Linked DNA regions of Homo sapiens: region 1 is linked to region 2. The links are chromatin contacts, found by Hi-C in ENCODE. All regions are on one chromosome and are shown on one strand. Each heading gives the region's core, a stretch centred on a gene start or an enhancer-like site at or near the end of the contact. The rest is flanking DNA. Distances are from core to core; before and after follow the strand shown.

The links. Hi-C counts contacts between places; a loop is a spot of excess contacts on that map. Pooled maps may share reads with other maps.
Region 1: a map with no recorded cell type shows a loop between it and region 2 (5-fold over the local background). The contact joins two enhancer-like sites. A Hi-C loop is called at or near these places in 6 of 37 single-sample maps with no recorded cell type and 4 of 50 pooled maps.

The regions. Positions count from the first base shown.
Region 1 is chr13:103,268,534-103,275,310 of GRCh38, forward strand. No RefSeq gene overlaps it. Among named protein-coding and RNA genes, the nearest start is that of LINC01309, 150 kb to the right of the region's middle. Within about 2 kb of position 4,383, at least 2 of the 41 ENCODE cell types and tissues checked have a DNase peak (open chromatin) inside an H3K27ac peak, as active enhancers do.
Region 2 is chr13:102,969,291-102,975,677 of GRCh38, forward strand. No RefSeq gene overlaps it. Among named protein-coding and RNA genes, the nearest start is that of SLC10A2, 94 kb to the right of the region's middle. RefSeq lists an enhancer at 1,414-1,613. Within about 2 kb of position 1,386, at least 3 of the 41 ENCODE cell types and tissues checked have a DNase peak (open chromatin) inside an H3K27ac peak, as active enhancers do.

The DNA.
Region 1 (6,777 bases), core at 3,133-5,632, 300 kb after region 2:
CTGCTAGGGCAATGCAGAAGGAAAATGTGTGGCTGAAGCCCCCACACAGTGGCCCCACTGGGGCACTGCCTAGTAGAGCTGTGAGAAAAGGGCCGCTGTTCTTCAGATCTTAGAATGGTAGATCCACTGACAGCATGCACTATGCACCTGGAAAAGCTGCAGACACTCAATGCCAGCCTGTGAAAGCAGCCAGGAGGGAGGCTGTACCCTGAAAAGCTACAGGGGTTGAGCTGCACAAGACCACAGGAACCCATCTCTTGCATCAGTGTGACATGAATGTGAGACATGGAGTTAAAAGAGATCATTTTGAAGTTTTAAAATTTGATTGCCCTGTTAGATTTCAGACTTGCATAGGGCCTGTAGCCCTCTTGTTTTTGCTCATTTCTCCCATTTGGAATGGGTGTATTTATCCAATGCCTGTACCCCCATTGTATCTAGGAAGTAAGTGACTTGCTTCTGATTTTACAGGCCCATAGGCAGAAGTGACTTGTCTTGTCTCAGATAAGGGTTTGGACTGTGGACTTTTGAATTAATGTTAATATGATTTAAGACTTTGGGGGACTATTGGGAAGGCATGACTGGTTTTGAAATGTGAGGACATGAGATTTTGGGGGGGGTCAGGGGTAGAGTGATATGGTTTGGCTGTGTTCCCACCCAAATCTCATCTTGAATGGTAGCTCCCACAATTCCCATGTGTTGTGGGAGGGATCCAGTGGGAAGTAATTGTATCATGGGGATGGGTCTTTTCTGTGCTGTTCTTGTGATACAGAATAAGTCTCATGAGATCTGATGGTTTTATAAGTGGGAGTTTCTCTGCACAAGCTGTCTTTGCCTGCTGCCGTCCATGTAAGATACTGCTTGCTCCTCCTTGCCTTCCACCGTAATTGTGAGGCCTCCCCAGCCATGTGGAACTGTAAATCCATTAAACCTCTTTCTTTTGTAAATTGTGCCATCTCAGGTATGTCTTTATCAGCAGTGTGGAAATGGACTAATACAAGCTCCTTAATCTGCTATAAAATTATCAGTCTCCCATCAGCCAGTGAAACAATGCAAGCCACTTCTTTTCTAACTAACCCATTAGAAAGTGTCCTTATCCCTGTTTAAAAAATTAGTTTTCATAATCTGAATTGTTTTTGCTGGGTCTTGATGAATTCTATTTACTAGAAACCACAGGCATGCTCTTTTCTATTTTTTCAACAGATGCATCTCCACTTTTGACTAAACCTTGGTGTTTATTCTAATTTTTTGATTTCTACATATTTAGTTTCCCTTCAAATATTATAAGATAGTCACCTCTCTTTTAAACACTTATTCTGGTAAGGGAAGTGTTGCACTAGAGAATTGTTTTAAATCCTAACATTTATTCTATACTATATTCCTTCTGAGGAAGGTATATATATATTTAAAAATGTATGATGTTCATGTTAACAGAATGAAGGATATAAATCACAGTATTGACTAGGAAGGCTGCATTTTATGTATATTTTTGATAAATGGGCTAATATACAAGGTTGAAAATATATAATCAAGCTTGTTTTATATAAAATTGTCTGACTATTAGTATCTACTAGCCACTGACAGAAAGTAAATCTATATCAATAGATTTAGAAAAAGCATTTGACAAAATTCAACTTTACTTCATGATAGAAACTCTCAACCAACTATGAGTGAAAGGAAATTACCACAACCTAATAATATAAAAAGCTCACATCTAACAGATATTCAAAGATAAAAATTTGGAAGCTTTTTCTCTGGAATCAGAAATCAGGAACAAGGCAAAAAAGCCCATTATTTCCACTTCTATTTAACATAGTACTAGAAGTTCTATCCAGAGCAAGTAGGCAAGAAAAAAAAGGCATTCACATCAGAAAGGAAGAAACAAAATTATCTCTGTTGCAGATGACATGGTCACTTGTGTAGAGAACCCTAAATATTCCACAAATAACTCCAAAAACAAAAACTGTTGGAACTAAAAAACAATTCAGAAAAATTATAAGATACAAAGATAACAATCAAAAATCAGTTGCATTTATATACATGAACAATAAACTGTCTGAAAATAAAATTAAGAAAACAATTCATTTACAAGAGTGTCAAAGTGAAGAAAATACTTAGAAATAACTTGAACTAAGAAAGTGAAAGACCTGTACACCGAAAACTACAACACATTGCTGAAAAAAACTAAAGACACAAATAAATGGAAAGGTATCCCATGCTCATGGCTTGGAAGGTTTAGCACTAAAATCTCTCTGTTACTAAAAGTGAGTATTATAGACTCAATGCAAATTTTACCAATATCTCAATGGCATTTTTTTACAGAAATGGAAAAAGAATCCTAAAATAGATAAACTGCAAGAAGAGTGAGTAGCAAAAACTATTTTGAGAAAGAAGAACAGAAGTGAAGACATTTCACTGCCTGATTCAAAAATATATTACAAAGCTATAATTAAAATGATATAATAATGGCACAAAAACAGACATATAGACCACAACAGAGAATAATTTACTATAATCGAAAACATAATAGAGAATACAGAAATAAACCCATGCATATACAGTCAACAGATTTTAGACAAAGGTGTCAAGAATACATAATGGAAAAAGGATATTGTCTTCAACAAATGGCATTGGGAATACTAAATATTGATATGCAAAAAATACAATTGGATCCTTATCTTGTATATGAAAATTCAAAATGGATTAAACACCTAAATGTAAGACCAGAAACTGTAAAATTCCTAGAAGAAGACATACGGGAAAAAGCTTTAGGACAGCTACTCTGGTTTGAATGTTTTTTTTCCTTCAAAATTTATGTTAAAATTTTATCTCCAATATAATAGTATTAAAAGGTAGGGCCTTCAGGAGGTGATTAGGTCATGAGGGCTCCTCCATTGTGAATGGATTAAGGCCCTTATAAGAGGCTTCATACAATGTTCACCCTTTTTGCCCTTCTGTCCCATCTACCATGTGAGGACACCGCATTCTTCCCCTCCAGATGATGCAGCAACAAGGCACCACCTTAGAAGCAGAAAGGAGCCCTCTCTAGACACCAAATGTATTGGTGCCTTAATTTTTGACTTCCCTGCCTCCAGAAGTGTGATCAACAAATGCCTGTTGCTTATAATTACCCAGTGTCAGGTATCTTGTTATAGTGGCACAAACTAAGAAAACACTGGTCTTGGCAATTCTTTTTTAGATAGGACATGAAAAGTTTAGGCAACAAAATAAAAAACAGATAACTGAAACTACATCAAACTAAAATTTTCTGCACAGCAAAGGAAATTAACATAGTAAAAAGGCAACATATGGAATGGAAGAAAATACTTGCAAACCACTTATTTGATAAGAACTTAATATCCAAAGTATATAAAAATCTCAACTCAATAACAAGAAAACAAATAACTTAAAAATGGGCAAAGGACCTGAATAGACATTTCTAAAAAGAAGAACATCTTTTGATCTTAACATCTTTTGATGTACCCATTGACCATTTTATATGTCTATAATTATCAGGAGCTGTAAACCAAACTAATTATCAAAAAACCATAAACCAAAACTACAATGAGATATTACCTCATACCTGTTAGTATGGCTATTATCAAAAAATACAAAAGATACGGCCAGGCGTGGTGGCTCATACCTGTAATCCCAGCACTTTGGGAGGCTGAGGAAGAAGGATCACTTAATATCAGGAGTTCAGGACCAGCCTGAGTAAAAAAGTGAGACCCTGTCTCTACAAAAAATTAAAAATAACTGGGAGTGGTGGCATGCATCTATTGTCCCAGCTACTTAGGAGGCTGAGGAATGAGGATTGCTTGAGCCCAGGAGTTTGAGGCTATACTGAGCCATTATTGTACCACTGCACTCCAGTCTGGACAACCTAGGGCAGACCATGTTGCAGAAAACAAACAAAAAACAAAAGATAACAAGTGTTGATGAGGATGTGGAGAAAAGGAAACCTTTGCATACTGTTGGTGGGAATGTAAATTCGTATGGCCATTACGGAAAAGAGTATGAAGGTTTCTCAAAAAAAATTAAAAATAGAACTACCGTATGATCCAGCAATCCCACTATTGGTTATATCTCCAAAGGAAATGAAATCAGGGTCTCAAGGAGATATCTACACTCCCTTGTTTATTACAGTACTGTTCACAATAGCCAAGGAAAGAAAACAACCTAAATGCCCATCAACAGATGAATGAATGAAGAAAATATAGTACATACACACAATGGACTATTATTCAGCCTTAAAAAAATAAAGATATCCTGCTAGATCCAACAACACGGATGAACCTTGAGAACATGATGTTAAATAAACCAGTCACAAGGATAAATATCTCATGATACCTCCTATATGAGGAATCTAAAATAGTGAAATTCACAGAAGCAGAGTACGGTGATTGCCAGAAGCTGGAGGAGGGGAAATAGGTATTAGTCAAAGTGTACAAAGTTTCAGTGATTCAACATGAGTAAGTCCTAGAATCTGCATGGCAATAATGACTATAGTTTACAATACTGTACACTTAACATTTTGTTAAGAGGACAGATCTCATGTGTTCCTACTACAATTAAATGAAAAATATGTATAGTTAATTTTAAAAAGGCAGAGAGTGGATGTTAAGTGTTCTCACCACAAAAACAATAATTCTGTGAGGTATTGCATTTGTTAATTAACTAGATTTAACTATTTCATAATGCATATATACTTCAAAACATGTACACAGTTAATATGTACAATTTTTCAACAATTAAAAAGTATGGTTATATAGGGACTTAACTTCTGAGCAAAATGCATCAAATATGTAGAATTCTTGATAATACTAACAAATTACCTACTTATGGAAGGATAGACAATCATGCTTGTTTGAATAACGAGTCTCCTCAGTGTTTTAAGTTATAACTTATCTAACTTATCTAATTGTATCAGCCTATTCCTTTCCTTTCCTATCCTATTCCTTTCCTTAGTAGCAGTCACCCCAGTTTGAATTGTTCAACATTTGTTTACTAGTTGAATGTCTATGGAGCTTCACTGGAGTATAAGCCTCCTGAGAGCAGGAACCCTGTGTCTGTGCTGTTCTCAGAATCAAAAAGACTTTCTGACACATAAGAAGAGACTAATAAATATTTGTAAATATTTGTCCAGTGACCTGCAGATGATTGGATTCAGATATATTTTAAAGACTCAAAGTTTATAAATGCAAAACTGGATAGCTTATACCTTTGGGATACCATTTTGATTGACATTCTAGAATGTGAATATTTTAAAGTTTAGTTGCTCAAGGCTTATGGAGCCAGGAGAAGACAGGATGAGATCAGTTCAAAGCAGATGCCTGGCCAGTGTCAGCAGTGTTCTAGCAGATCCACATCCTGGGATAATGTCTAGGGAGGAGGCTGAGCCTAGTCAAGGTGAATTCCTGCTTCTGTTTGACTGCCAAAGTCAGAGCAAGTGAATTAATTTGTGTTGACAATTTAAGTTCTAAGAGTTTTTATGTCTATTTTTATCTACTTTACTGTAAGAATGGTGGGTGGAGAAATAGTGCTCATTTTTCATTTTTAACCACACAAATATTACCCTAACCTACCCAAGCAAAATTTCCCTTGAATCATTGAAAGTATTTTATGAATTTTAAATGTGTAGAATAACAATAGTCACCTGAAAGGAAGTAATACAATATTTCCAGTGTGAAATCCTGTTTATAAAGCAGATCAGGAGAGAGAAAAATGCAAACAGATTTACATGAGAGTCAAGTTTCTAGAAGCTCACATAGAGATGGACTATTAGGGAAGAAGTATGGTGCACACAGCCTGCAGGGTAAGATGACCTGAGGTTTCACCTGTGTAATAATCCCCTGCTGTGTCTTAGGCCAGGGATCTCTCTGCCTTAACTTACTTGCCTGGGAACCTTAGATGTGTTTGATCATCTCACTGCAAACCTGCCTATACTTAGAGCTGTTGCACATTTTTTTTTTCTTTTAACGTGTGCACCTGTGTTCTGACTCAGTCTAGAAAAGGAACACAAGTTGCGCAGAAACCATGGCAAGAAATAAGGTTTCTGACTGAGGAAAACCAGATTATCATTTCAACTCTACACACCAACTGTTACAGAAGCACTATTTTTTTTTTTTTTTCCTCTGAGCTCAATTTTGTCATCTGCTAAGGGGTAATTCGTTACTATGTGTACTCCAGATGTTTTACATACAGGGTCTCCTTAATCCTCACAATAACCCTATATGATGGGTTTTTGATGTGTCGTCTTGACTAGGGTTTTATTGATCCTGTGTCACCCAGAATTCCTTTTCTCACCTGTTCTGGTTAGGGTGGGCCATGAGTAACATCCTCTTTCCCTTTGGAGCTGGAAGGTTGAGGGAGGCACAGCTATTTTGTAGCACACATATCTTCTCTCCACTATTCAAAGACTAGTCTAGGTCCTACTGTGAAGGGATTTTGCAGTTATAATTAAAGTCCCTAATCAACTGACTTTATGCTAATCAAAACAGAGATTCTATTAGGCCTGAAAATAGTTGAAAGGACTTTAGTAAAAGAGGGTGTAGGCCTTCTTCTTGAGCTAAAAGATTCTCAACAATGGCTAGATCTGTGACTGCGCTCCTTCCCCCATGTCTTCCTTCTTAACTGAACCTGTGGGTGGATGGCAAGCTTCAGCTCCTGCCCTTGGGGTTCAGCTGCTCATCACCTTCCTGACTGCCACTCAAGGACTTTGGACTTCCTTTGCTGCCACAATGGTGTGAGCCAGTTCCTGTAATAAACCTCTTTATGCTG
Region 2 (6,387 bases), core at 136-2,635:
TGAACAAAAGCGCAAGCACAAAAGAGCACATAATGTTTTCTGCACATGGTGCAATGCTTAAGAGTCTAGGTTTTGGAGCTAGACAGATGGATTCTGAGTTTTGTCTCCTCTTTGCTATGTGACCTTGTCAGATTACTTACTGTCTTCCAGCTCAGTTTATCTTCTGTAAAGTGGGTGTGATGATGATACTGGAGTCTCTTAAGATTTTACTAAAGATTAAATGAGATAATACATGTAAAGTGTCTAGCTTTTGGCCTGGTACTTACAAAATCATACAACTCACAATTAAATTTCATTTTTGCATTGTTGGTAATGTTTACATTTCATAAATAGCACCTGCTGTGATAGCACTATGGATTTTTTTGAGTACTTACAAAAGCAGGATCTAAATGAAAAGTTAGCGATAATGCAGATAAAGGATGAAATTTAAAAATGTATACTATGTATTCAAATGATGATTCAAACAAGGAAGATAGAGAGCGAAAATATAATGCTTATAATGCAATGCTGTGGGAAGCCATGGGTGGTTCAATAGATTTAAAATTTGTGCCAATGTTCAAAATGTAAAAGTGAGAGGTTGAGAAGGCTAGTGCAGTCATAAAAGCCATAAAAATTATCCTAAAATGTTATGAATAATTATAAGGAGAACCTGGTATGGCACATAGCAACTTTTTGTTGTGAATTAAATTGGGCTCTTTTAGGGAATGATGTCAAAAAGGGGCAGACAATAAACAGTATTAAAGACCACATAAGCTAGTCATGCATTACTTTTCCCAAAGCGTTCAGTGTTAGTTAAAGCTAATACTGGCACTGGTTTATCATTTAGAACATCCATGTGTACTCGAAGGCCTTGGCAAGCTTGCAAATGTGTATATGTTTGAGCCAAACGTGCTTTGAAAGACACTGGGAGCAGCATGGGTGAAAAAAAGTGAGTAGATCTGGGCCTCTGTGAGGAAACCGAGGACTAGACCATGCTTTTATCTTTTGAGATCTTTGGCAATAGAATAACCATCAGTCCTAATTGCTTAGTGTTGCCTGACGCTCTCTTTCCATTATGTGAATTTATATTTTTATCTTCTTGACTTTCAGTTGCTGATAGGTTCTCCGTGATTGACTTATTACATTCCTGTTTGGCCTACATTTACTTGGAGTACACCTGTATCATTTTGAGAGAGACCTTCTTAGTCTTGCTAAATTGAAAGCTTCATTTATTTACTTTTTTATTTTTGTCTAGAGTTGGACTGGCAAGGCCTCTGAAGTTGTGAGTTGACTTCGCCTAGGCTGCTTGTTCTTCAGTCTCAGAACATCCTTAGCCACAGGTCATCTTTAAGAGCAATTTACTTATTTCATCTTGGTGAGAAAGAGCACTTAACATGAGATGGACCCACTTGACACATAGGTGAAATATTGCGTAGCAGATCTCTAGAGCTTATACTTGCTGAGCAGCAGGTGTTCACCTTTGTAACTGTGGGAACTTTACACTTGTGGAACAGTAACTCTCTGTTTCCCTTTCTTGTAGTTTCTGGCAACTGCCATTTTACTTTCTGTTTCTATGAGTTTGACTATTTCAGATCCCCCACATAAGTGGAATCACTCAATATTCATCCTTCTATTGCCACAGAAAAACTTGCATCAACTGATGCTGACTTGGATAACCTGGGATTTTTTTTTTTTTTTTTTTTTTTTTTTTTTTGGTACTGAGTGCAATGGCTGGACTCAGTACCAAATGGCTGGAGTGCAATGGCGCAATCTCGGGTCATTGCAACTTCCGCCTCCCAGCTTCAAGTGATTCTGCTACCTCAGCCTCCCGAGTAGCTGGGATTACAGGCGCCCACCACCCCCAGCTAGTTTTTGTATTTTTAGTAGAGAAAGGGTTTCATCATGTTGGCCAGGCTGGTCTCGATCTCCTGACCTCAGGTGATCCACCCGCCTCGGCCTCCCAAAGTGCTAGGATTACAGGCATGAGCCACTGCGCCTGGCCGGATCACCTGGGATTTTAATCTTTCAGCCTAGCACAGTGCCTGGATTGCAGGAGGCATTCAACATATACTCTTTGAGAGAGGTCTTATTTAGAGTCACTGAATTAAAAGATTTATTTTGCCTGGGTGTGGTGGCTCACATCTGTAATCCCAGCACTTTGGGAGGCTGAGGCAGGCGGATCACCCAAGGTCAGGAGTTTGAGACCAGCCTGGCCAACATGGTGAAATCGTCTCCACTAAAAACACAAAAATTAGCTGGGCATGGTGGTGGGCGCCTGTAATCCCAGCTTCTCAGGAGGCTGAAGCAGGAGAATCGCTTGAACCCTGGAGTGGGAGGTTGCAGTGAGTGAAGATTACGCCACTACCCTCCAGCCTGGGAGACAGAGCGAGACTCCATCTCAAAATAAATAAATAAATAAAAGCTTTATTTATTTACTTTTTGCCAAATAATAAATTTTTGTATGCTTTGGATGCATGGAAGAAAATGATTGTGGCCAAATATACATGTTTACCATAAAATCAATTTATTGCTAAGTACTAAAGAGTAAAAAAATTACAGATGCGACAGTAATAACAGCAACATTTATCCATTGAGCCTTTCTTGCCTGCCAGCCCTGGTGCTAAGCTTCACGTTCATTTAATCCTCACAACAATCCTGGAAGGTATGTATTAGAATCTCCATTTGTAGATGAGTAGCAGTATTTTAAAGTTTGGAGAATAGCCCGGAAGGTCACAGTATTGTTGGAACTGAGCTCATGCATTGGAGATTATGGAATGATTTGATCAGTGTTACTCTGCTTCCTTCGTTGTCTCCAAGCTCTGATGGAAAAAGTTGCAGACCATCTTAGTCACTACCTGGGCAAGCTTTTCTTTTTTTTCTTTTTGTTGTTTTATTTCAATAGCTTTTGGGGTCCGTGTGTTTTTTTGTTATATGGATGAATTATATAACGGTGAAATCTGAGATTTTAGTGCACTCATCACTTGAGTAGTGTACATTGTACCTAATGTGTAGTTTTTATCCCTAGCCCTCCTCCCATCCTCTCCTTTCTGAGTCTCTAAAGTCCATAATATCACTCTGTTTGTCTCTGCATACTCATAGCTTAGCTCCCACTTGTGAGAGCTAAGTGAGAACATATGGTTTTGGTTTTCCATTCCTGTGTTACTTCACTTAGAATAATGGCCTCCAGCTCCATCTGAGTTGCTGCAAAAGACATTATTTCATTCCTTTTAAAGGCTGAGTAGTATTCTGTGGTGTGTATATACCACATTTTCTTTATACACTCATTAGTCGATGGGCATTTAGGTTGGTTCCACATTTTTGGGTAAGCTTTTCTTTCATAACATACATCTATTTGGTCATTTACTTTTAGTTTTGCCATTCAGGGTGACAGAGATATTTTAGATGCTCTGATTATGTTAAAGAATAAACCCCAAGAAAGGTGTTTATTGAAATGCAGTTAGTTTATCCAGACATATTCCTGGTTCTTAAGCATGTTTCCTTGTTCAAGTTCAACCGTTTCAGTTTGGTTTCCTGCTAAACTTGGAGGAATCAACTATTCTCTTAGAGTAAGGATTTTGCTTCTTGTCTCTGAAATGATGGACTTGAGTGCCCTGTGAGACATAAATTGCCAACATGCATCCTGGCGTCCTGGAGTGAGGTTTAGAGGGGAGTGGTAAGACTGTCCTAGAGTAGTTTCAGTGGAAATGTCTTTCTCTCTCCTCCACCCTCTCGCTATCGTGTTTTCTCTCTCTCTGCATTGTATGTTGAGGAGCACCAATCCCATTAGTAATAAAAATCAATTGCACTGAAAACAGCTGTGGTCAGAATAACTCGAAGGAACCATTCTTCAAAACCCACCGCTGCATGTCAAACCCCAGACTTCACAAACAGGGCAGTAGTTTGATCTTAAATTATTTGAATTTACCTTATATTCTTTGGCTGTAAATAAATAAAAAGCCCCTTTCTTCCTAAATTTAAATCAGAACTGTTACTGAGTTAATTTAAGAAATTTGCTCAAGCTAATTTGCAGTCATTAATTTCATGCAGATTTTTAGTGCTTTGTAAAAACTGCCCATGAAGAAAATCCACAGACAGATATTCTGGGTAAGTGCAGAGACATTAGGTTTCAAACAGCGGGCATGGGCATAGGCACACCTTTTAATTACACTGAACTTATGATGGGTCAACATTTCAAGGTTGATCTGAATCGTGCGTTACCTTGAGCACTGTCATCACACTCAGGGCAATCACTGACCTTGAAGGAAAACAGTTAATAATGAATAGCAACTCAGCAATTGGTCATGTCACAAGATAACTGGGAGAGAGAGGGAGGAGAAAGAGAGAGAGAGAGAGAGACGGAGAGACAGAGAGACAGAGAGAGAGAGAGAGTTAAAAACATGAAGCTAATGATTCCTTGGGCTTTGTGTTCTTTTTCCAAGATACAGTGAACATGCACTCAGCCATCCATCCATATTTTCTTTCCAACTTCCCTCCAGCTGTATTTAGGAACCCTGTGTCTGGCTGTGTCTTTTGTTTTGTGACCTAAACTGGCTTGTATGGGAATAAAACTTGCCAGCCTTCTTCCTTGTGCATGTTAGAGAATGAGTATTGGTTGAATGGATTTTACCCTCATCTCGTTAGGATTATGCTCCAAGAAGTGTGAGTTAGTTGCATCACAACTCAGAAACTCAAAACTCTTAAAAACTCATAATTTTTCCTCTTTTTCTTTTTAAAAATTCCTTAAAATAAAAACCTCTCCTTACTTTCTCTAGGATGAGGAAATCATCCTTAACATAGAAAGATAATTATTCCACATTATTATTATTTTTATATTCTTTTCCTCATCTTCTTTGTGGTGGTACCACATTTTTTTCTTAAAGCACAAAATAATTTTTTTCAGCCTCATGCTAGTACTGAGACGTACCTGTTGTTAAGACGATCGGTTACAAAGCATGTTCTTAAATAAAGTACCTGTCTTTGGAAAGCAAGCCCCCCAGTATGGACTGAGTGGGGTGAGCAACGAAGGCAAGGTGGAGGCACAGATCACCTGTGCACCTCAGGTGTGGTCTCTTCCAGGCACCCCCCACCTACTATCCCGTCTCTGTCCTTCTGTCCACTGAAAAGTGCCTGTGACAGCTCACTGAATTCCAGCCTCACCTCCCTGACAGGGCATCTGCGAACAGAGACTTGTAAGAATTCCTGCCAAGTAAGCTGCAGAATGCAAAGTGGTATATGAATATGTAATAGCAGCCATTATCAGTTGATCCCCCTGTCTTTGGAAAGAATCATTTCATTCATTGTGGAGAGAAGGAGGGGCAATTTCAAATGGCCTGAGGTAAGTGGCATTTCATATATTGCCAATCAAATTAACCTTGAACCTTTCTCTGCTACTTAGAATTCCTGTTCTTTTTCTTCTTTCTCCATCATTGAGAATTAAGATGATGTGTATAAAACCACTTTTCTCTCTGCAATACTGCACTTCATCTTCCCCTCCCTCCCCAGGGAGGAGGGAGAGGAACAGTTCTGTGCATCAATCAAACTGACTGAGACTTACAGTGGAGAAAAGTGAGACTCTGTCACCGAATGCAGGAGATACAATGGTGTCTCCGATGCAACCCAGTAATTGCTTCTCCCAAACTCCCCTTCCCTCCAGCACTGGATTCGCAAATGCAGCTTGATCTGAGTCAGGCTGCGTGAGCCTCAGATCAGAGCTGCCAAACATGCCCTTATAAAATGTTACAGGAGTGTGGATCTGAGACTCTTTCGTTTCCTGGTTCTCACACGTGGAATTTGGATCTTTGATAGAGTAGGTCTCTTTGGAGCTCCTGGCTGATTTTCTCTTTATCTGAGCAGAAAGAAAACATTGTAGAAATGTGTGTGGTAGGAGGCTGTTAAATCTGTGCATTTTGTAAATGAGTATTTAATAATCATGTACCTTTTCAATAAAATCATAGGTACACTCACATATGCACACATGCTGTGAATATATACATTTTTCTTTCGTAACTTGATCTCCCTGGATACATTAAGCAAATAAGAAATCTACCCTTTTAGACAGGCCATGTCTTACTGCTAAATAGTCATTCTGCTAGTTAGAATGACTATTTTATTTCAATTGTGCTCTCCATTTTCTAACCCCCATAATTTTATTTATGCTGTTCCCACCTGGACTGCCTGTCCCTCCCCCTCAACATTTCTGCCATGTATGTAACCTGATTCTGTAACCTCAAGACGACACAATTTTAATCCTATCCACTGTTAGGTCTTTGTCTTATACCTGCCTTAATGGAAGTGATTTCTTTCTTTTTTAAAACCTTAATACACTTCGTAGCTATTTCATGGTACTTACTACATCATATTTTGTATTATATCTATGTGGTTCTTATTTTCCCAATTCTCCGAAATGTT